Regions from separate parts of the Homo sapiens genome. Here all the other regions are linked to region 3. Evidence: read pairs that join two places in POLR2A ChIA-PET (ENCODE). Cell type or tissue: OCI-LY7. All regions are shown on one strand. Links, peaks and the distances in the headings refer to the core of each region. The heading gives the core; the rest is flanking DNA. Region 1 overlaps STIM2 (stromal interaction molecule 2). Region 2 has its middle 56 kb from the start of SMIM20. Region 3 overlaps SEL1L3 (SEL1L family member 3).

Region 1 (4,000 bases), core at 1-4,000, 1.2 Mb after region 3:
ATGATCAGAGATGCTTCCAATTCTGGTAAAATTGTGACATCACACACTTGTCAAGATCAACTCCTTAAATAGTGAACATGTTACTATAGAAAAACATTATAACTTCAGTTTTCAGGTCAGCCCATTGGAACCTTTTTTAGTGGAGGAGAAAGGAGAACAGTAAACTCTTCCTTAAGCCCCTATTATATAGTAATGGAAATTAGATGAGTCAACTTAAAGGGGCAATATCAATTAATTTCAATTATTATGTAAGTTCCAGAGCTCTTTGTATGGTATCTGTAGACATAAGAACTAGTTACAAGAATGTATAAGAAAATGTATTACATATTCTATAGATAGTTGGCCTACAACAGTCCATTATGATGTTTCTTTTCTGTGACATTAAAACCCTTTACATTTGCTAAAGGTAGCCAAAACTATGTTTTATGTTGGCTGTAGTGGTTATCTTAAACCTTTCGCTGTGTTTTCTATACTCTGTAATTCTTACTGCCAAACATTATACTAAGGCTGTCTTCACCTGACACATACCACCTCATTTCTTTCAGGCCTATGTGGCCTTCCCTGACACCCTCACCCACTCAGGTGGAATCATTTTTACCTCTGGACTCATATTGAATCTCGCATAAAATTTTGTTATGTATTTTCTTTTTTACTACATCTCATTGTCTTTCTTAGTCTATTGATAGTTTGCTATTAATTCATGCATCCATACCTACATACATTCATTCAGCTATTATACAAACATTTATCAAGCTTCTACTTTTGGCAAGTACTACATTAGGCTTTGGGGATACAGAGATACGACATAGTCTTTGCCTTCATGCAATTTGATAAGTGTCATGTTAAAGGTGTAAGGGAAGCATTATACGAAAGTACCTGTGGAGAAGATAAAGGAAGGCATTTCAGAGAGGGAATGTTACAGTTCTTTGCTCTTTAAGGTTTTATAGAAGCCTCATAGGAGTTCCTGTAATTTTTCCATACTTAGAGAGTACTGATATCTTTCTATACAAAATGTAGTGTTTCAAAGTAGTCTTTGGAATCGTACATATTTGGGTTTGAATCCTTGCCTTACCTATTACTAATTATGTAACCTTAGGCAAGTTACTCAACCTCTCACAAGTATCTTCACCTATAAAATGGAAATACTATTATAAGGTTTTCTTGAGTATTAAGCCATTGGTACAGGACCCAGCATATATTATATGCCTGTGTTTATTGTCATTGTTATTATTATTAGACTTTGTGTAATGAAATCTTTACTAGCATCATACTTGGTTGTTAAGAAATCTTAGTTGAGTACTGGGTTGCTTGTATTTACAGTCCATAATAAAGTGATTTTATTTCCTTATTTTACCTGTGCCTCCTACGTGCTTTCTTCATAGCTAATAAAATGGTTTAGTACTTATTATTATATAAATTCCTCTACCTACCTACCTCAATCCATGAAGGCTTTTTATTTCCCACTTGTGACTTCAATGTACTTTGTTCAATTTTTAAACAGTTAAACATTAGAATGTTAAAAGTATAGATTTTTTGATACTTTTAAAGAAAATCAATATGATCTAAATTGAAAACTTAATTGTTTTTTAAAGTCTGCTATAGATGTTAAATTAAGTTACTTATGGTTTTATTATCCTTTGTGAAAGGATAATAAGTGACAGAAGTAATTAATGACTATAAAATATTTTCAACTTTAGGCTGGGAGCGGTGGTTCATGCCTGTAATCTCAGCACTTTGGGAGGCTGAGGCGGGCGGATCACGAGGTCAGGAGATCGAGACCATCCTGGCCAACATGGTGAAACCCCATCTCTACTAAAAATACAAAAAATTACCCAGGCGTGGTGGCACGTGCCTGTAGTCCCAGCTACTTGGGAGGCTGAGGCAGGAGAATTGCTTGAACCCGGGAGGCGGAGGTTGCAGAGAGCCGAGATCGAACCACTGCACTCCAGCCTGGGTGACAGAATGAGACTCTGTCTCAAAAAAAAAAATTTTTTTTTCAACTTTATAAATTTCTAAATCATAGTAAGTCATAACAGAAAGTAACCTTAGAAAACCAAAACTTTTTCAATGTAGCTACTAAATTATTAACATACAGGAGTCTTTCTACAGCTAAGTTTGCACTGAAGAGGTTTTTGAAACATGTAACAAATTATTAAATCACACATGGATGAGCTCCAACAGTGATCATCAATAATATGTAAAGTGTTAAATGTGTTGCTCAAATATTTAAATTTGTATACTAGAAATATTTTCATTTAATATATATATATATGTGTGTGTGTTTTTCAAATAAACAGGATAGCAGTGCACGAACCTTCATTTATGATCTCCCAGTTGAAAATCAGTGACCGGAGTCACAGACAAAAACTTCAGCTCAAGGCATTGGATGTGGTTTTGTTTGGACCTCTAACACGTTAGTATTCTCTCTCACTCAGAGGATGATGTAAAAGAATATCCTGATCATCTCTGTGTTATTTAAGGAAAGAGAAAAATAAGATAGTAGGCCTCTAAGAAGAATCATCTATTACCTGTGAAAGAAGTGTAATACTACCTTAAAAGATTTATAAGATAGGATTTTCTGTCATTGAAACATGAGTGTGAAATTTTCAAAGCTGGTTACTAATGTAAGAAGTTATATAAAAAACTATATTTAGCTGTTAATTTAGAATTTTTAGATTTAAAACTTTGGATCTTTGGAGGAGTTTTAATGTTGATGTTACTATAATTGGATATTCACTGAGGAATCTCTTAAAAAATAATATAGTCTAACCATCTTGATGGCATGAAGCAATAGAGCCTAACAGTTTTCACTAAACACCAAGAAAATGGATTTTTAGGTATAGATGGAAAGCAAAGACTCACTTGAAGCTTTATAAATTAACAAACTCTACTGGCAGGAGCAAGAAGTAGAAAATGTTATTTGATTGTTTTGAAGAGAAACATTTGAGAAAGTGTTATGCAATATCTGTAAAGAAAATAAACCTTGTATTTATTTACTTTGACAGGAATATTTTTTCCCCAGAAGAGAAATTTAATATGTTTGTTTTATTTAATTTCAATTTTTTCAGAAAGCTTTGGGAGAAAGTGTTTGAAAAGTACACCTTTTAAAGGAATTATGTTTTTTTTTTTTAGTCAAAAAAGTATAACAAAATTAATACAAGAAAAATGCCTTCCACAAGTTATAAAGTAGGAAACTAATGTTTATTCTCCCTGAATTCTTGGAGTTAGGAGATTTTCAGGTTTCTATGATACCATCTTGGGAATGGCCCTTCTAAAAAAGGGTAACTAGAATTGGTTGAATAGATTTTATGACTTTACTGGTGGTTCTTTTTTGGCTTGGGCTAAAAGAGCAGCTGGTGAAACAGCTGGAACTCCCCATATGAGAGCTGGTGGAAATGCACTGTTGGTGGAAATTACAAACCCTAGGAAATAGAACACTACTGAAATGCCGAGCGTTCCATAGAGATGATGCCCTTTCCAACCTTTTCCTTGTCCTCACTTCCAGACTGAATCCATTGGGGGATTGTCTTCTGTGGGATTCTGTCCAATTTTTCTCATGTGAGTGGTTGGTAAAAATAGGAATTAAAGTATAGAATTTGTTTCTATTTACAACTTGATCAGGAATACTCATATTTTATTAATCTTGGAACTAACCCCTTTCTAAGCCCCAAAAATTATATTACCAAGTCATTTGAAAAGAAATCAAACTAGTCTCAAAAAAGATTGTAAACAAATATTTAAATAAACCAATTAAAAAGTTAATGATTTTAAATATGTTTGTCTTAGAATGGTTGAGTGAATGTGCCCCATAGTCAGAACACTTATGTTAGATTTATTTTAAAAACCAGCATTGTCAAATGAACAGAGATACATTTTAAAGTTTTTTTTTTTTTAATCTTTTCCAGTCTGTGGTGCTTATTATTGAGTGTAGGACCTTATTTATCTATTTATTGTTATTTATGGTCAGAGAATAGGGCTCACAGTTGAAGGAGAACCTGAA
Region 2 (8,203 bases), core at 1,910-5,909, 130 kb after region 3:
TTTCTTTTTTTTCTTTTTTTTCTTTTTTTTTTTTGGTGCTTTTCACCCAATAAACTCTGCCCTCCTCACCCTTCAAATTGTCTGTGAGCCAAATTTTTTGTGACCGTGTGACAAGGACCCCCATCTTTAGCTGAACTAAGGAAAGAGTCCTACAACAAAATTACCACAAACTGGGTGGCTTAAAATGACAAAAATGTATTCTCTCAGTCCTGGAAGCTAAAAGGCTGGAATCAAGATGTCAGCAGGGCCATGCTCCCTTGGAAGAATCTAAGGAAACATCCTTCCTTGCCTCTTCCTACCTTCTGGTGACTGCTGGCAATCCTTGTCATTCCTTGGCTTACAATTGCATCACTCCAATTGCTGCTTCTGTGGTCACAAGGCCTTATTCCTGTAGGTGTGTCTGTGTGTCTCCAAATCTTCCTCTTAATCCTTATTAGGATGCGAGTCTTGTTAGATTTAGAGCCCATCCTAATCCAGTATGATCTCATCTTCACTTGATTACATCTGCAAAGACTTTATTTCCAAATAAGGTCACATTCTGACGTTCCAAGAAGATGTATATTTGAGGGACACGCTATTCAACTCACTATTCAACAAATGGTTTATACAATGTTCTGCTGAACAAAGAGTAGTTCTCTCCCTAAAAACTCCTCCTATAGCTCTTAAGATAAATTATATATATTTGCCCCTCACCACAGTAACTCTTTAATCTTAGGCCTATTGGGTTTGTCTCTCCAGTTATTCTTTTTTTTTTTTTTTTTGAGACAGAGTCTCCCTCTGTCACCCAGGCTGGAGTGCAGTGGTGCAATCTCAGCTCACTGCAACCTCTGCCTCCCAGGTTCAAGTGATTCTCCTGCCTCAGCCTCCTGAGTAGCTGGGATTACAGGCACGCGCCACCACGCTTGGCTAATTTTTGTATTTTTAGTAGAGACGGGGTTTCACCATATTGGTCAGGCTGGTCTCGAACTCCTAACCTCATGATCCGCCCACCTCACCCTCTCAAAGTGCTGGGATTACAGGCATTAGCCACCACGCCCGGCCTTTCTCCAGTTATTCTTAAGTGGCATTAGCTGGGTATTGGTGCATGAGAACTCTTTGCATTCCCATAGTGCCTAGTCAGTGCTATGTACATAGCAGGTGCTTAGCAAATATAAGAAAAGAAACTTTTGATATGATGTTTGCTCAGTGCTCTGGTGGGAAAGTATCTCTAAGAACTGATGATTACCTTTCCAGGGATTTTGCTCTTTATAGTTCCCATGGACAACCTTCTGTGGGTCCTCAGTAATCACTGAATACAGTTAACACTCAGCTCAATATGTAAAGCCCTTCACCACCAGTGCGGGGGCCTCCCTAGTCTCACCTCTCTTTTAGCCTTTGCTGTCTCTGTCCGTGCTCCAAGCCACCAGACTCTTTCCTAGCCCAGAGCTTTTGCTTGGCTATACCTCCTGCCTGACTGGGTCTCACTTCCTATATCCCCCAGCCTTCCCTCTTGCTAAACATTTACTCATCCCTCAAGACCTGATCCAAAAGCCACTCCTTCCGTGAAGCCTTCTTGAATTCCCATAAGCTGAATTCATGTGTTCTGCCTTAATGCTCCCCACCATGTCAACACAGCTCCATTTTAACATTTGCCGCATTCTGAGGAAATTCTTAATGTATGTGTCCGCTTCCTTCCAGACTGAGATGTCTCTTAGGTATAGTGTCTAGCATAGTGTAAACTCAATGATGTTTGTCCAATGAAGCCATAATGGTGGAGTTGATGATAAACAGACATAGGAGTTTTCTGGGTCTTCTTAACCCATGCCTGGGAAGCTGTTGTAGAATTTCTTAGCATGGTCATTGGGTATTAGGGGAGGGAATGTTAGGGGTCTATATGAGAATCTAAAATCTGTATTAAGAATCCGTCAATGCCTATAATCCCAGCACTTTGGGAGGCCGAGGCAGGAAGACTGCTTGAGTCCAGGAGTTCAAGACCAGCCTGGGCAACAGAGCAAGACCTCAACTCTATTTAAAAAAAAAAGAATCAATCCAAGGTGACAATCTTTTATGGCTTGTGACCCTAGATAATATAGAACAGTTCTTTCCCTGTGGGAGGCTGGGGAGGGTGTGGAGTCCTAGGGAAGAGGGGTGCCTCTTCCCAGGTTCTTCATCTTAGTTGGGGTCCCTCCACTTGGCTCAAGTCTTGGGGACATACTGTATGAAGCTGAAGAACCAAGAAGCTGTAAAAAAGAAAGTGCTCAGGGGCTAGCACTCTCTCACCATCTCAAATGGACTGTAGGATCCATCTATCTGTGTATGGGTCCTCTCTCTTGATGAGGCAGACATTTCCAGAGCCTCATCTGTATTCCTCAGAGCTTTCCGTGTGCTTCTGATCATTGCAGCTGCCAGTATATCTGCATCTCTGTGTCTAGGGAATTTTTTCCTGGAGCCGTGGAAGGCAGCTCTTTCCACAAGCACAGGGTTTGAATTCCAGGGAATCAAGTGCTATGGGAGCAGTCCTCAACCAGACTCTCAGGAGTTGCTATATAAATATCCTAACTCCCTCACCTCCTGGCTGGGGAGAGTTCTGAGGTATGCATATGACACAGTTTCCCCCTGGGTTAAGCTCCAGTCACTGCCTTCTGTGGCTGGCTCAGTAATGCACCACTTACTGGCTGCCTTCCCTTCCTGGTATCACTTCCCCAAGTCCTCTTCTGCAGTTTCCTGAGACCACTTCCCAAATAAACCACTTGCACGGAAATTGTTGTCTCAGAGTCTGCTCCTGAGGGAACTCAAATGAAGAAACGGGGCCACCCTGGTCTCTTTCACTTTTGTTCTGTGCTCTTCTTGTTACCATTTGACTTATCCTTTCCTCTAATCTCTATATCCTTTTAAAAAATCTCAGCCGGGCGTGGTGGCTCATGCCTGTAATCCCAGCACTTTGGGAGGCCCAGGCGGGTGGATCACCTGAGGTCAGGAGTATCAGCCTGGCCAATACGGTGAAACCCCGTTTCTACTAAAAATACAAAAATTAGCCGGGCATGGTGGCATGTGCCTGTAATCCCAGCTACTCGAGAGGCTGAGGCAAGAGAATTGCTTGAACCGGGGAGGCAGAGCTTGCAGTGAGCTGAGATCCGCCCCTGCACTCCACTGAGATATCTCTTGGGTATAGTGTCTAGCATAGTGTAAACTCAATAATGGTTGTCCAATGAAGCCATAATGGTGGAGTTGATGTTAAACAGGCATAGGAGTTTTCTAGGTCTTCTTAACCCATGCCTGGGAAGCTGTTGTAGAATTTCTTAGCTCTGGGCAACAGAGCAAGATTCCGTCTGGAGGAAAAAAATCTCATATCTCTGCCTTTTTCATGCTTTTTATTTAGTCATTTTAGTAATTATTTCTACTGTTCCATGATGCACACCATCTGTATCTCCTCATGGCTCTCTGCTCCTGCTGTCTCTCCCTACAGCCCTTCATTTACTATTCCCACTGCTAACTGTCTGGCACTTGCCTAATTTCTCAGTTCAAATCCGCCAGGGATGAATTTAATGACCCGGCCATCTTTTTTTGCATAAGGCACAGGCTCCTGGGTGGATTGGCTGCACTCGGGTCAGCTGATCACCCCCTGTCCAATCAGAAGGGAGATGGGGCAGGAGCATAGCGGAAGGTTTAATGGCCGACCCCAAGGAGAAGAGTGGGGAAGCTGTAGCCTGTCTCCTATTCCTTCATATGGACAATTGACATTGTCTTAACTTTATTTTAAATATAACTTCAATTTCTCCTTTGCAATCAGATTGTCTTCTTAAGTCTCTCCAATACTGAAATTTCGAAGCTGCTATGGTTGTGCATAAATTAAGACTTGGCCGCCTAAGGACTGGACCCTCAGTAGAGCTGTGGGCAGGACCTTCCCCGGGAAAAGGAAGTGTCCGTGAGGCCAGTGTATTTGGCAGGTTAATACGCCAAGCATTCTGTGAAAAAAGTCTTTTTTGAATCATTACAAAACCTTGGAAAATACAGAAAAGCACAAAGGAAGAAAATAAAAGCCACAGGAAATCCCAGCACCCCGAGATAATCACTCCTTGAATTTTAGGGCCTTTTCTTGTGTGTGTGTGTGTGTGTGTGCGTGTGCGTGTGTGTGTCTACTTTAGAGGGAAATATTTCTTCCCCATAAAGAGGATTGTCCTACATATGCTGCTTTTTATAACCTGCATTTTTTTTAACCTACCACTGAACATTTTTCCGTGTCATTAAATATGCTTCTACCATCCTCATTTTGGTGTCAGCCTCGTCTTCCGATGCGGGGCTTCCTGCCTGGCTGAGCTGCCTTCTCAACCCTCCCCTCCCCAGGACACTCAGCTGTGAAAGGCGCTGATTTGCACAGGTGGATCTAATGAGCTCATCTCGCTTCCCCCTACACATTTCAGTTGATCCGAGGCCCAGGGCTGCCAAGTGGGGCCCGGGCTGTCTGTGGTAGTGGGAGCTTCCCCAACAGCCGTAGACTCTCCGGGGAAATCACCAGTCAGCTCTCTACAGCTTCCTCATTCCCCACATGCCATCTGCAGCTCAGGACACCGGAAACTCAAATCATCAAAAACCGGAGCTGGAAGCTCCCTTAGGAAGCTGCTCCAGCTCCTCCAGCCCCTCAAAAACCAGGCTGAGAGAGGGGAAGTGGCCCATCCACACTCAGCCAGGGAGTCGGTGGCAACGCCAAGACTCAAGTTGTGTGCCTTTAACCAAGCCCGGTCTCTTCTTGCCACCACCCCAATGCCTGTCAGGAGCTGGGGTTTTCCTTCTCCACCCATCAGCCCTGCAGGGTGAAGTCTCCATGGCATTCCTGAGCCCCAGGATGAGCCTGCCAACTTAATAGCCCTAGCCCAAGGCTTGACCTTGGGGAAGGTAACTGCCCCACCAGCCTCCTCTGGATCAAGTCCCAGTTTCACATCCCGGGACATGGTGCGGTTAGAACAGCTGCCTTTCTGACTCTCTGAGGTGGCTGAGTAAACATTCCCACAACATCAGGTCTTCCTGCCACTGGGGCCTATGTTGGTGAAGTGCGCTGGGCTTTGGAGACTGTCACTAGCCGCTGAGACTCTGCTTCAGACCTCCAGGCTCTCAGTCCATGGAGCAGATTCTGGTGGCTGGAGCAAGACCAGGAGTCTGGGACAGCCCTGCCCTTCCAGTGGGCAGTCACTTGGAGATGCCCTCAGGGCTAGCCTGGAGCCCACGTGAGGAGTCTGGTTACCAGGGGAACCTGAAGGAGACTTTGCCTCCATGGTGATTAAAGGAGTCAGGCCCAGAGTGTGCCTTGGGAAGCAGTTCTTCCAGCTGAGAGCCAGTTCACTCATTGTGAAATGGAAGGAGGATTATCCCAGTGCCCTATCTGCAGTTCTTAGGAGTCTCGGGCTCTGTGCCTGATTGCAAGAACCCTGGGGGCCTGGCAGTCAAGCAGCATGAAAGGAATTCCAAGGCCTCATTTCCCCCTTTTTACTGAGGCAATCTTGGCTGAGCCCCAGCCCCAGGGATGCCCCCATGGCACAGGCAGAGCTCCGGATGACCCCTTTTCTCATCCTGCCAGCCAGTGAAGTGTTTCCAGCTCTGCATCGCGGCAGGCCGCTTGTGCTTTATCTTCCTGGCATCTTTCTTCCATTTGGTGGGACAAGAGTCTTCTCCAAACATAAGTCCCTTAGCGCTTTTTCTGCATCTTAAAGAACACACTGCCTTGTTTCATCTTGAATCTACTTCCTTTCTCCTGCAGATTTTCTTAAGCAGCAAGCAGGACCAAACAATTCCCGGTGGTGGCTGTGTCTGCTAAGAACTAATGCCGTTTTATGTTAGACACTAGAGAAGGAGAGAATGTCATCCTGGAGAGTTGTCCTCATGGAAAAGATGGGGAGCAAACTCTCCTGTTTGATGCATGAGAACAGATTATTCTTATTCCCTTGGTGACTGAGAGCAAAGCCCCATGCCCGCTGATCCTTCACTCAAGCAGCTCTCATCAGGAACCCTCTGCTAACCCTTACACCCCACCTCTAGGCCAAGAAACTGGAAATCTTACTCTATAACTTTTATGAGTTCCCATTCCTTCAAAGACAGTGTCATTCTCACCATTGCAAGCCAGCAAAAAGATTTCCACCATCACCAGGGGAAGGAGAGAGGCAAGCCAGAAGAAGGAGGTGAACCCCTCTGGTGGCCCAGGCCCTGGGTCTGGAGCAGGGCAAACACCTCTGAGCTTGGCTACCAAGCAGAAGCAGCAAGAGTTGGAAGGAAGGGTGGAAACCAGGGGACAAGGAGAAGAAAGGTGGGTGGGAGAAAAGGGAGGGGGTTACCCGAACAATGGAGCCCCAAGATTACCAACCTGCTGCACGGAGTGGAAGAGCTACGAGGAGAACAAAGCTCTGCTGAGGCAGCCCCTGCTTCCTAACCCTGCTCACGCATGAAGGCAAGAAACCAGCGATACCAGTATTCCAGGGAGGGCCAGTTATAGAATTTTTGAGGCCAGTGTAAAATGAGATTGTGGGCCACCTTACTCAAAAATTATTAAGAACTTCAAGATGGAGACTGAAGAGGATTAAAGCAAGAGTGGGCCCTTGAGCACGGGGCCCTGGTCAAGGGCACAGGTCACATGTCCATGAAGCCATCCCAATTCCAGGGCTGGGGCTGGTGATCTGATGGTCTCTGGCCTAATTCAGATGCAGTTTATTGAAATTGAAAACAAATCTTGGGGGGGACATAATAAGATCAAATCGAGGGATGGAAGTTACATCAATAATACCTAGTTATTGAGTACCTGCTGTATGTCAGGCTTTCTTCTAAATGCCTTATATATGTTCCCTAATTCAAACTTTATGACAACTAAATGGGGTAGGTACTACCATCATCATCATTATCTGCCAGCTTAAGACACTGAGGCACTGAAAGGTTGAGTGATAGAACCATTGTGACCATTAGTTACCGGAAAGGCTAAGTAATTTGCTCAAGGACATCAAGCTTCCTAAGTGAAAGAGCTGGGATTTGAATGTAGGGCTAGGGCCCATGCCCCTAATCATTTAACAGTGCTGCAAACTTAGTGGGCAATTTCATCCAAGGGAAGCTTCTTTACAAGGAATCATCTTCCTGCAGCAAAGGAGGTTCTAAGTAGAGGTGTTCAGAGAGCCATGGCTGGCAACATTTGAATATAGGCAGGATCCCCTTTACAAAGGGGAAGCCAGCATTGCTATGGAGTTGGATGAAATGACAACAATCCTCATAAGACCTACCACTTTCTCAGTATTTGTGATAAGTCAGCAACTATGCTAAGCATTTTATAAGCACTTTTAGAGCCCAGAATATTAGTGCCTTGTCCTGTTTTACGGAAAAGGAAACAAGCCCAAAGGCACAAAACTTAGAGCTGTCATTCCCTAGAGTCAAGGAGCCAGGATGCAACCCCAGATCAGTCTTCCTCCAAAGCCCTTGCTTTCAACAGCTGTAAGATACAGGTTGGCTTTTAAAGTCCCTTCCACCCATAAGATGCAATAATTCTGAATGTCCATGGGGAAATGATATTGCGTCTGCCTGTGCGGTTTTATTTTCGCCAGTACTGATATTTTTATTGAGAGGTGGGAGGCTGCCAGGGGCCCGTGGAATCTGTTCCCTGTCTTGTGTCAGTCCTCTGGCACGTAGGACCAAATCCTGGCCAGATCCCACCGATTCTTCCTCGCACTCTACAATCTGAGCTTTGTTTAAGTGATGGTGAATGCCTGTATTTCTGATTTCATCTGTGCTTAACAAGATAACTTCATAAGTGCTGGTGTGATGTCCAGAAAAGTTCGTGAAGTCTCACTTTCTTTGAGCCAGGAAGCTTGTGACAACTTCTGTACCTCACACTGACCTGCAAGATGCCCTCTAGAAGTTTCAGAGTTAAAGCCACAAGCTAAAGGGCTTTAAGCCCAAGCACAGGCTAAGGGCTCTTCCAGTTTCCTGTCTCTGCTTCCAAACTGGCCCGCAGGAATTCTGTCTTATGGTTCTGGAACTGTCAGCACCAGCAGGCCCCTAAGGATATTGGAATCCTAAAGGGCACGTGCCAGGACCCAGACCTCTGCCGCTGTAGACACCCTGCTCTTCAGAAGAGCAATACATGTCACCTGTACTAGTGCCTTAGGGCTGCTGTAACAACAGAAAGTTATTCTTTCGCAGTTCTGGAGGCCAGAAGTCTGAACTCAGGGTGTCTGCAGGGCTGCGCTCCCTCTGA
Region 3 (8,203 bases), core at 2,217-6,216:
CAAACAAACAAACAAAGACACCATTAAGACATAAACATAGAATGCCAGGAAAACAGTTGATGTTAGGAACCCTTTGCTGTTTTGCTTGTATTATTTCCTCAAATTTTAGAGCAAGAAGAGGCAACAGATATTATATGGTGCAAACCCCTCCATTTGGAGACAAGAAAAGTGTGAGTGTCTTATTGAAGATTTCATAGCTAGAAGAAGCTCTAATATGACTCAAACCTGGCCTCCCCACTGCAAACCAATGGGCTTTTCTTCTCACAAGTCCTCCCAGAGAGAACCTCGGCTGATATTCAGTGGGCATGACCTGTGCGGATATACTGGTTGCTAAAACACTGAAATATTTCTATTTTGGTTTGATAATTGATGTCACCTTGAACCTCCAAGGCCCCGCCACCCACCCTGGCCCCTCCTTCAAGTTAGAGCCTGGCCCAACAGCGGCCTCTGGAGCCGGCTTCAGCACTAAGGCTAGCACCCACTGGAGTTCACCGAGGCCCCCACCCCTCACTGGTTGTTAAATATGTTAAATCTCATCCCTGGGTCAGGTGGGGTTAAGGGACGATTATGTAGCCCATTCTCTGGTTCAGCTGAGTGATCAGAACCCTGACACAGATCCCTTGCTTGGGAAAAGGTAACACTTCCACGTAACAAAGGTAACACTTCTGTGTAACAAAACCCCACTCCAGATGTGCTTCGAACACACAGCAATGAAGCCACTGAGATCATCAGCCCACCTTCAGAGAAGCTGAAGATGGTCTCAATGCAAGGAATCACAATGACTACAAGTCTGTAAGCAAAATCTGCGGGGAAAGAAGCGAAGATTTCTCAACCTGGAGAAATAAAGCCAGAGCACAGGCAGCTCAATAATGCTTTCCAAACACAGGACATTCAAAAGCCAGTGGCCAATAAGGTGTTTAATTTTCTTTAAAGCCAAAGTCTGAGAATAAAAACTCGATTTTCTAGCAGATATGATTTAGGTCAGAACTTCCTCCAGAAAGGATACTAGGCAGTGAAGCAGGTTCCTAAGGAAGTCTGTGGAACATTCGATGGCAGGAATCTTAAGAATAAAACCAGTTCTACTCCTAGTAATTTATCCTCCAAACATGCTTATGAGTGTGCACAGAGATACATGTACAGGGATGTTCAGTGAAGCCTTGTGGTTAAAAGCAACAGCATGATCATCAGCAAAAGATAGGTTAAATAAATTACGGTCTGTCAGGCGATGCAACGCTAAGGAGCTGTTGAAAAGAATGAGGTCGGCAGCATGTCCTGGTACAGAAAAATCTACTGTATTGTTAATGAGCGCAGGTCTGTTTCTAGAATCCTCTCATTTGTGCAGGAAGAAAACGGGACACAACTTAACGCTTGTATGTGCAGAGAACATTTCTAGAAGGAAACACAAGAAACTGTTGCTAATGAATTTACTTCTGGGAAAAGGACCAGAAGATTCGAGGGGGAGGGGTGTGGAAACTTACTCGTTCCCCTAAACCTTTTCACGCTATTTAAATTTTTTTATTGTTACCGTGTACACGTATTACTTTTTCGTCTACGAAAGAAAAGAACAAAAGCTCTGAGCACTTCCGGGCAGGCATATAGAAGGAGCCAGCTACATCCCAAGGCCTCCCCACCCTCGGCCTCCAAGTCTGCCCAATCCGCTTCAAAGACACAAAGTCCAGTGGGTGAAGAAAACAGGATGATTCACATCGATAAAAATTCAACTTTAAAAAAAGTATTCTTTCTAATTTAGAACCTGGGTTAGGACTGTATTAGCATATTTCAGAGAGGCGGCATAGCAAAGTCAAAAGAATCAGGAAGTCTGGACTCCAGTTAAACAAACTCCCTGAGCCTCGGTTTTCCTCTTTGTTAAAGAAAGGTTGAGAATAATACTGTCTTTCCCATGGTACTATTATGAGGATTAAATGAGACAATGTGTGTGAAAAAAGTGTTTCGAAAAATCATAAAGGGGAATGTAGATGCTAGGCATTAATTAGTGTTATTACTGAAAAATTCAGACTACCATGATTAACTGGAAAAAAAGGAACTAGGTCTGTTTTTTTTAATGCCAAATATATAGTTTATAACTACTAAAAGTACTATCATGACATTGACTTGAATAGTCCTGCTGCATAAACCATTTTTTTTCACAAAGACAAGTCAAGGCTGGTTCCAACACTTGACTTAACTTTCAATCATTTTGTTGTAATGAAATTTTGTTATAAAAAATCATACTTCCAGTCCATTGGATCTGAAGATGAGAATGCATTTTTGAAACGAAAAGAGTGGAGAAGAAGAAAACTGCCATGTTGCCCCAGAGTTTCTTATTTAAGAGGGAAGATCAGAGAAGTGTTCATAAAGCTAAACATTAGGGCATTTAAGAACCTTCCAAGAGTGTTCCTAAACTGCTTATCCAGTCTTACTTCTTGAATTGCCCATGTCACACCTGAGATTATACCTTGGAAAATAAACCACAGCAAGTGTGCTGCTAGTCCACATTTCCACTCCATGGCAGACAGTAACTGATGGACATGGCACTCTTTCTCAGTAAGTGCAGACTCATCCTCAGAATCCTACTCAACACCATGCTCTAGGCAGCCACCCCCAAGCAACACAAGCTAGCCTGTGAGATGAAGCCCTTGTTGCCATCTTTCCCGTCAAGGAACAAAGGCTTATCACCATTTCCCAATCCGGAATTTTCTCCTTTGTGTGCCACAGCTTATGCCTTCCCCTCTGCCTGAAAGCTCAATGTCCTTCTTTCATTCCTTTTTTTTTTTTCCTTCTTCTTCTCTTTTTTTGAGACAGAGTCTTGCTCTGTCACCCAGGCTGGAGTGCAGTGGCACCATTTTGGCTCACTGCAGCCTCCATCTCCTGAATTCAAGCAATTCTCCCACCTCAGCCCCCCAAGTAGCTGGGACCACAGATGCATGCCACCATGCCTGGCTAATTTTCTGTATTTTTAGTAGAGATGGGCTTTCACCATGTTGGCTAGGCTGGTCTCTAACTCCTGGCCTCAAGTGATCTGCCTGCCTCAGCCTCCCAAAGTGCTGGGATCACAGGCGTGAGCCACTGCACCCAGCCCCTCCTTTTTGATCCATGAAAACTCTACACATCCTTCAAGTCTCTGTCAAAATGTCACCTCCTCTGAAGAAGCCACACAAAGTGCTTAACACACACAGATTGCTCAGGAACTTTTTTTCAGTGAATGAATGACTTAAAATAAATAAATAGCTTCATGACATCACCTGGTAGTTTAGCCTAATGAATAAGTGTGGGGTTTGGGAACCAAACTATCCAGGTTCAAACTCCAGCATCTTCATTAATAGCTGTGCAAACTTAGACAAACTACTCTATCTCTCTGAGTCAGTTTTCTGTTTTCTCCTTGGTGGAATATTGGGCATATTAAATTAAATAACAGCGGGCCAGGCGCTGTAGTTCACCCAGCACTTTGTAATCCCTGCACTTTGGGGGCCGATGCAGGCAGATCACTTGAGGACAGGAGTTTGAGACCAGCCTGGCCAACATAGCGAAACACCATCTCTACTGAAAATACAAAAATTAGCTGGGTGTGGTGGCACGTGTCTGTAACACCAGCTACTCGGGAGGCTGAGGCAGGAGAATCGCATGAACCTGGGAGGCGGAGGGTGCAGTGAGCTGAGATCGCGCCACTGCACTCCAGCCTGGGTGACAGAGCAAGACCCTGTCTCAAAAAAATTAGATAACCACGTAAACCACATAAAGCACTTTGACAGTGCCTGGCACATAGCAAATGTTCAGTAGCAGTAAGTGACTGTAACTATTGGTAGCCATGTTAAAGAGGGTGGCTTTGTCCTCATCTTTAAGCCTCCACACTCAGTAAAGAAATTGATACATAGTAGGTGCTCAGTCAATCTTTGTTTAATTGAATGAATCATGATACGTGTCATAGGAGCAGTACCAACACAGCATTCTGATGGCCAGCATTTATGAAGTTAATTTCTGGTTGTGGAAATTAAAAAAAAAAAAACTCAACAAAACTTCAGGGTGGGGGCTAGAAAAGTGTTAGAAATTTGAGCAGGCTGTTGAAATAGGGGCATGATTTTGCCAAGCAGACATGGAAAGTGGCAGTGGGGGGCGGTGTTGCTTCGTGGGCAGGGGGAGTCGGGGCGGAACAGGAGCTATTCTAAGGAAAAGAAACTGCTTTAGCAAAGACATAGGGGTGGGGAATCAAAGACTTAAACCACAAAGGGGAAGCTGAGCTTACCTGTGGCTGCAAAGGAGAATCCCTGAACAGGAGGAGCCTGCAGCCTTAACTAGCGCAGCCCTGGTGGGTTTGTCTGGGAAGCTGTGGAGTGTGTGCAGTGGCCCTAGGGAAGGAGCACTGCCACCTCCACCCCCACACCCTCCCTCATGTGGCAACACAGCCCTGCAAGGGTATCAGTGTGTGATGTTCACAAACTGTCCTTCCCTCTTGGTTAAGAGCATTCATTCAATCAACAAGTAGTCATGAGTGCAGGGGCCTATGATCAGCATCAGAACAAAGCAAACAAGTCCCCTGGCCTCATGGAGCTTGTGCTCCAGTGTGGGCCAGGAAATAGGCACATAGGCAACTAAAGATATTTACTGAAACTGTCCAGTGGTGATCAGGCCAGGAAGGAAAATGAAGGTGGACAATGACAGGCAGGGCGGTGGGGGTGGGCCTGCTGTCTTAGATAAGGAGATGGCATTGGAGCAGAGGGGTAGGTGAGGTAAGGAAGTGGCCATGTGGTGATCTGGGAGAAGAGCATCTTAGGTGGAGGGAGCAGTCACACAGATGTCCCAAAGTGAGAATGAACTTGGTATGCTCCAGGAGAAGCAAGCGGGCCCCTGTGGCTGGAAGCAGTGGGGAAGGGTGTGCGTGGTGGGACACAAGGCTGCAAGGGGACAGGGACAGATTCCCACAGAGTAAGGGGCATGGGTTGATCTTAACTGGGATCAGTGGATTATGGGAGGAACTGGGGGGCTTAATCAGGCAGTGATGCAATCACCTTGCACTGGCTGCTGGTGGGGGGTGAGGAGGGTACGACGGGCAAAACTGGGTGGCCACTTGCAGGCAGTGCCAGGAGTCCAGACAGGAGGATGACGGCTTAGACCAGGATGACGGCACTCCACGTGGTGAGAAATGCAAGAAGGGACTGAATATGTGACACATACAGCCAGCACTAGGTGACTCTCAAAATAGAGTATGACAGGAAGAGAAGTCCAGGTGGGTCCCCAGGTCTGGGGCCCAAGTCACTGGCCTGCATGGCTGATTCCTTTCTTTCTGTGACTCCAGCGTGAGTCAGGCACACATGTGATTTGGGAGGGACAACAGAAACGCCCAGTCCCCTCCCTCAAGGAAATAAGCCACATTAGGTAGATCCACAGTCTGCCTATGGCTACATATGCCCCCCACACCCAGAATGCAGCAGTAACACGTGCACCGGGGGCATGTGGCCGAGTCGTGGCACACACGTGTTCCCAATGGCTACCGACTTCTCATCTGGGTTAGGTTTTCCCTGCAGGGCTGGGTAAACGTCTGCTGCGTCTCCACCAAAAATCAGCCTCATGGCCTGGCCGGGTCTGGCCTGGCAAAGGAGATAAGCTGCTGAGAGCCGTGTCTGGACACACGTGGCCCTCGCCTCGGGAGCCTTGGCAAAGCCAGCGATGGAGGCCCTCCAAGCACACTTCCAGAACGCCCGGGCACAGGGACTTTGACTCTTTTTATACATGAAAAGGAAAATGAAAGCAAGTCAGGGAGTACTTCAGTTCAGAGGCAGGGCCATCGTAGGACACCAGGCACTTGACACAGAAAACCTTCCCTGAAACCCCACATCAGTGCTGGCTGAGACAGGGACCATACATGACAGGCCCCCTGTGGCTCAGCTCGGAGCCTCACTAATGCCATCTTGTTCTGACTTGATTCTTGTTCATCAAGAAGCCCCTGCTAAGAACAAACCAGAGGCTTGGCCCCCTTCTATCCCCACAGCCCAGATCCAGAACAAAGGTCATGGATGTTTTCCATGGGACTGCTGCAGACCCTCTTGTGATCTGTCTTTTGGAGAAGGAAGAATGTGTGCCCCTTTTTCGGTAAACAAATCACAGCCTTGTAATCAGAGCTTATTTTGAGGGTGCATGGAGCTCCCCACCATTTTCAGTGACTTTAACTCTTGGGAAAGGGTTTTCTCTGCGTTATGGTTTAATTCTCACTCCTAAGGTAATGCTCTGAAGCAGGTGAGGAGAAAAATCCCACTGTGCTGTTCCTAAGCCTTGTGAATATGAGAAGAAACAACAAAAGAAGGAAAAGACGTTTCACATTTTAAGGGCATATTCAGGTGCCCTAAGAACTGAGCCAGTTCGTTAAATGATTTCATTTGGAAACTTCCAGCTTGCAATTCAGTCATTCTTCAATCAGAAATACATGATTTGTCAAATATGAAATGGAATCATTAATCCCTGACAAAGTCGGAGGTACAGCAAATTGTGGCTGTGTGTGCCCCACGCTATCTTCCCCTTAACAAATTAGGTGGCCCTGTGGAAGGTATTCCAGACAGATGCCTGCATGGGGCTCTGCCTGGAAGAGGGAGGCACACTGATCATCAAAATGATTGACTTGACTGCTTTCAGACATTTAACTACCCATCCCACCCTCCCCACTATGTGCACACACACAGAAAGGGAATTTACTTTCATCTTCTAGACATCTTTTCATTTAAAGCACTGCACAAATGCAGAATAAACCAGACAGACAGGGTTATTAAAATGTAGGTTAAAATTGTATAGATCTACACAAACACAGGACCCCCTGTAAAAAGTGGTAAAATCTGAGTAAGGTCTGGAGTCCAGTTAACAGTATTAGATCAGCATTACTTCCCCAATTTTGATTTTGCACTGTAGTTATGGAAAATGAGGAAGCGGGGGTGAGGATACACAGGGACCCTGTACCCTTTGCAACTTTCTGTGAATCTATACTTATTTCAAAATAGTTTTAATTCAGCACTTTGGAAGGCCAAGGTGGGAGGACTGCTTGAGCCTAGGAGTTCAAGACCAGCCTGGGCAACATAGGAAGACCCCATCTCTACAAAAAAATAAAAAAATAAACTGGGTGTGGTGGTACATGCCCATGGTCCCCGCTACTCAGGAGGCTGAGGTGGGAGGATTGTTTGAGCCCAGGATGTTGAGGCTATAGTGAGTTATGATCGTGCCACTGCACTCCAGCTTGGGTAACAGAGTGAAACCCTGTCTCAAAACAAGAAAAAGTTTTGAAAAATATCAAATGTGCCAGTTCTAGGGTAAGTGGCTTCTGACCAACTATCATGTATGGTGACACAGGTCCTTTCAGTTTTCATTATATGCAGAGCTGTTTTGGGACAGTACCAAGAAATCGCCACAGTCATTATTTCCCCCAAAGATAGCCCAACAGAAATCACATCCCAGAGATGACAAGAAATTGATCACTAAAGGAAAAACTTAGAGTGCATGTCCTTAAGTCACCTTGTCCCAAACCCATCCTGTTGATGAAATGTCAGGCACTTCCTGTGGAAGGGTCTGTTGCCACAAATCCATGGATGTCCTCTGCCTGCCAAGCCTGGCTGGGGGTCGGGACACGGGAACCATAGCAATCCTAAGTCCAACCAGCTCTGTCCCTGGCCCACAGGTTCTCAAGTTTTAGGGTGCATTAGAGTCGTGAGGAAGGTGTTTAAAATGCCGATTCCAAGCCTTCCCCCACCCCCGCAGATCCTGACTAAGTAGATGAAGGACTGGGCCTAGGAATTTGCATTTGCAACAAGCATTTGTGATTCTGTCACAGGTGGTCCTAGGGCCACAGTTGAGGAAACAACTGGGCGCATGTGTGGGGAGGGCTCCCCACTGAGGGGGCAGAAGAAGAGCTGGCAGGCACTCGGCATCCACAGAGCAAGGCGCTCCTTGCACCAATGGAGAGAACTTCAGAGTGCCGCCTCTCAGCACATGCCTGAGATCTCCAGCCCCACGGCTTAAGGGAGGCTGCAGAAGGGCCTTGGAGCCTCCGGGATTGGTCCTGCTGAGGCTGTGACCATGTGGCATTTAGGATAAAATGCAGAGTGTGGACTCTATCATCATCACAGCTTCTCACTGAGTGCTGATGATGTGCTGAGCAATCACATCTCATTTAGTCCTCACAGCACTGCTCTGAAGGAACTGCTTGTTATCCCCATTTTACAGATAGGAA

The links. Peaks named below come from ENCODE experiments on the same cell type or tissue, not always from the same donor. Only the 100,000 strongest peaks of a DNase experiment are listed, where the experiment ranks them.
Region 1: POLR2A ChIA-PET joins it to region 3 with 5 read pairs; 1 of 35 experiments calls an interaction of 5 or more read pairs at or near these places.
Region 2: POLR2A ChIA-PET joins it to region 3 with 8 read pairs; 1 of 35 experiments calls an interaction of 5 or more read pairs at or near these places.

The regions. Positions count from the first base shown.
Region 1 is chr4:26,996,935-27,000,934 of GRCh38, forward strand. STIM2 (stromal interaction molecule 2) reads left to right here. Exons shown (of 12, transcript NM_020860.4): 5 at 2,298-2,413. Among named protein-coding and RNA genes, the nearest start is that of STIM2, 140 kb to the left of the region's middle. In OCI-LY7, for the core only: no CTCF peak of the experiment used is centred there; no DNase peak of the experiment used is centred there; H3K27ac peaks cover 2,235 bases.
Region 2 is chr4:25,965,969-25,974,171 of GRCh38, forward strand. No RefSeq gene overlaps it. Among named protein-coding and RNA genes, the nearest start is that of SMIM20, 56 kb to the left of the region's middle. In OCI-LY7, for the core only: no CTCF peak of the experiment used is centred there; DNase peaks (open chromatin) are centred at 2,733 and 4,323; H3K4me3 peaks cover 645 bases.
Region 3 is chr4:25,838,256-25,846,458 of GRCh38, forward strand. All of the region lies in intron 2 of SEL1L3 (SEL1L family member 3), which reads right to left. Among named protein-coding and RNA genes, the nearest start is that of SEL1L3, 21 kb to the right of the region's middle. RefSeq lists an enhancer at 5,278-6,046 and a silencer at 7,652-7,946. In OCI-LY7, for the core only: CTCF peaks have their summits at 4,082 (motif pointing right) and 4,283; a DNase peak (open chromatin) is centred at 4,186; H3K27ac peaks cover 664 bases.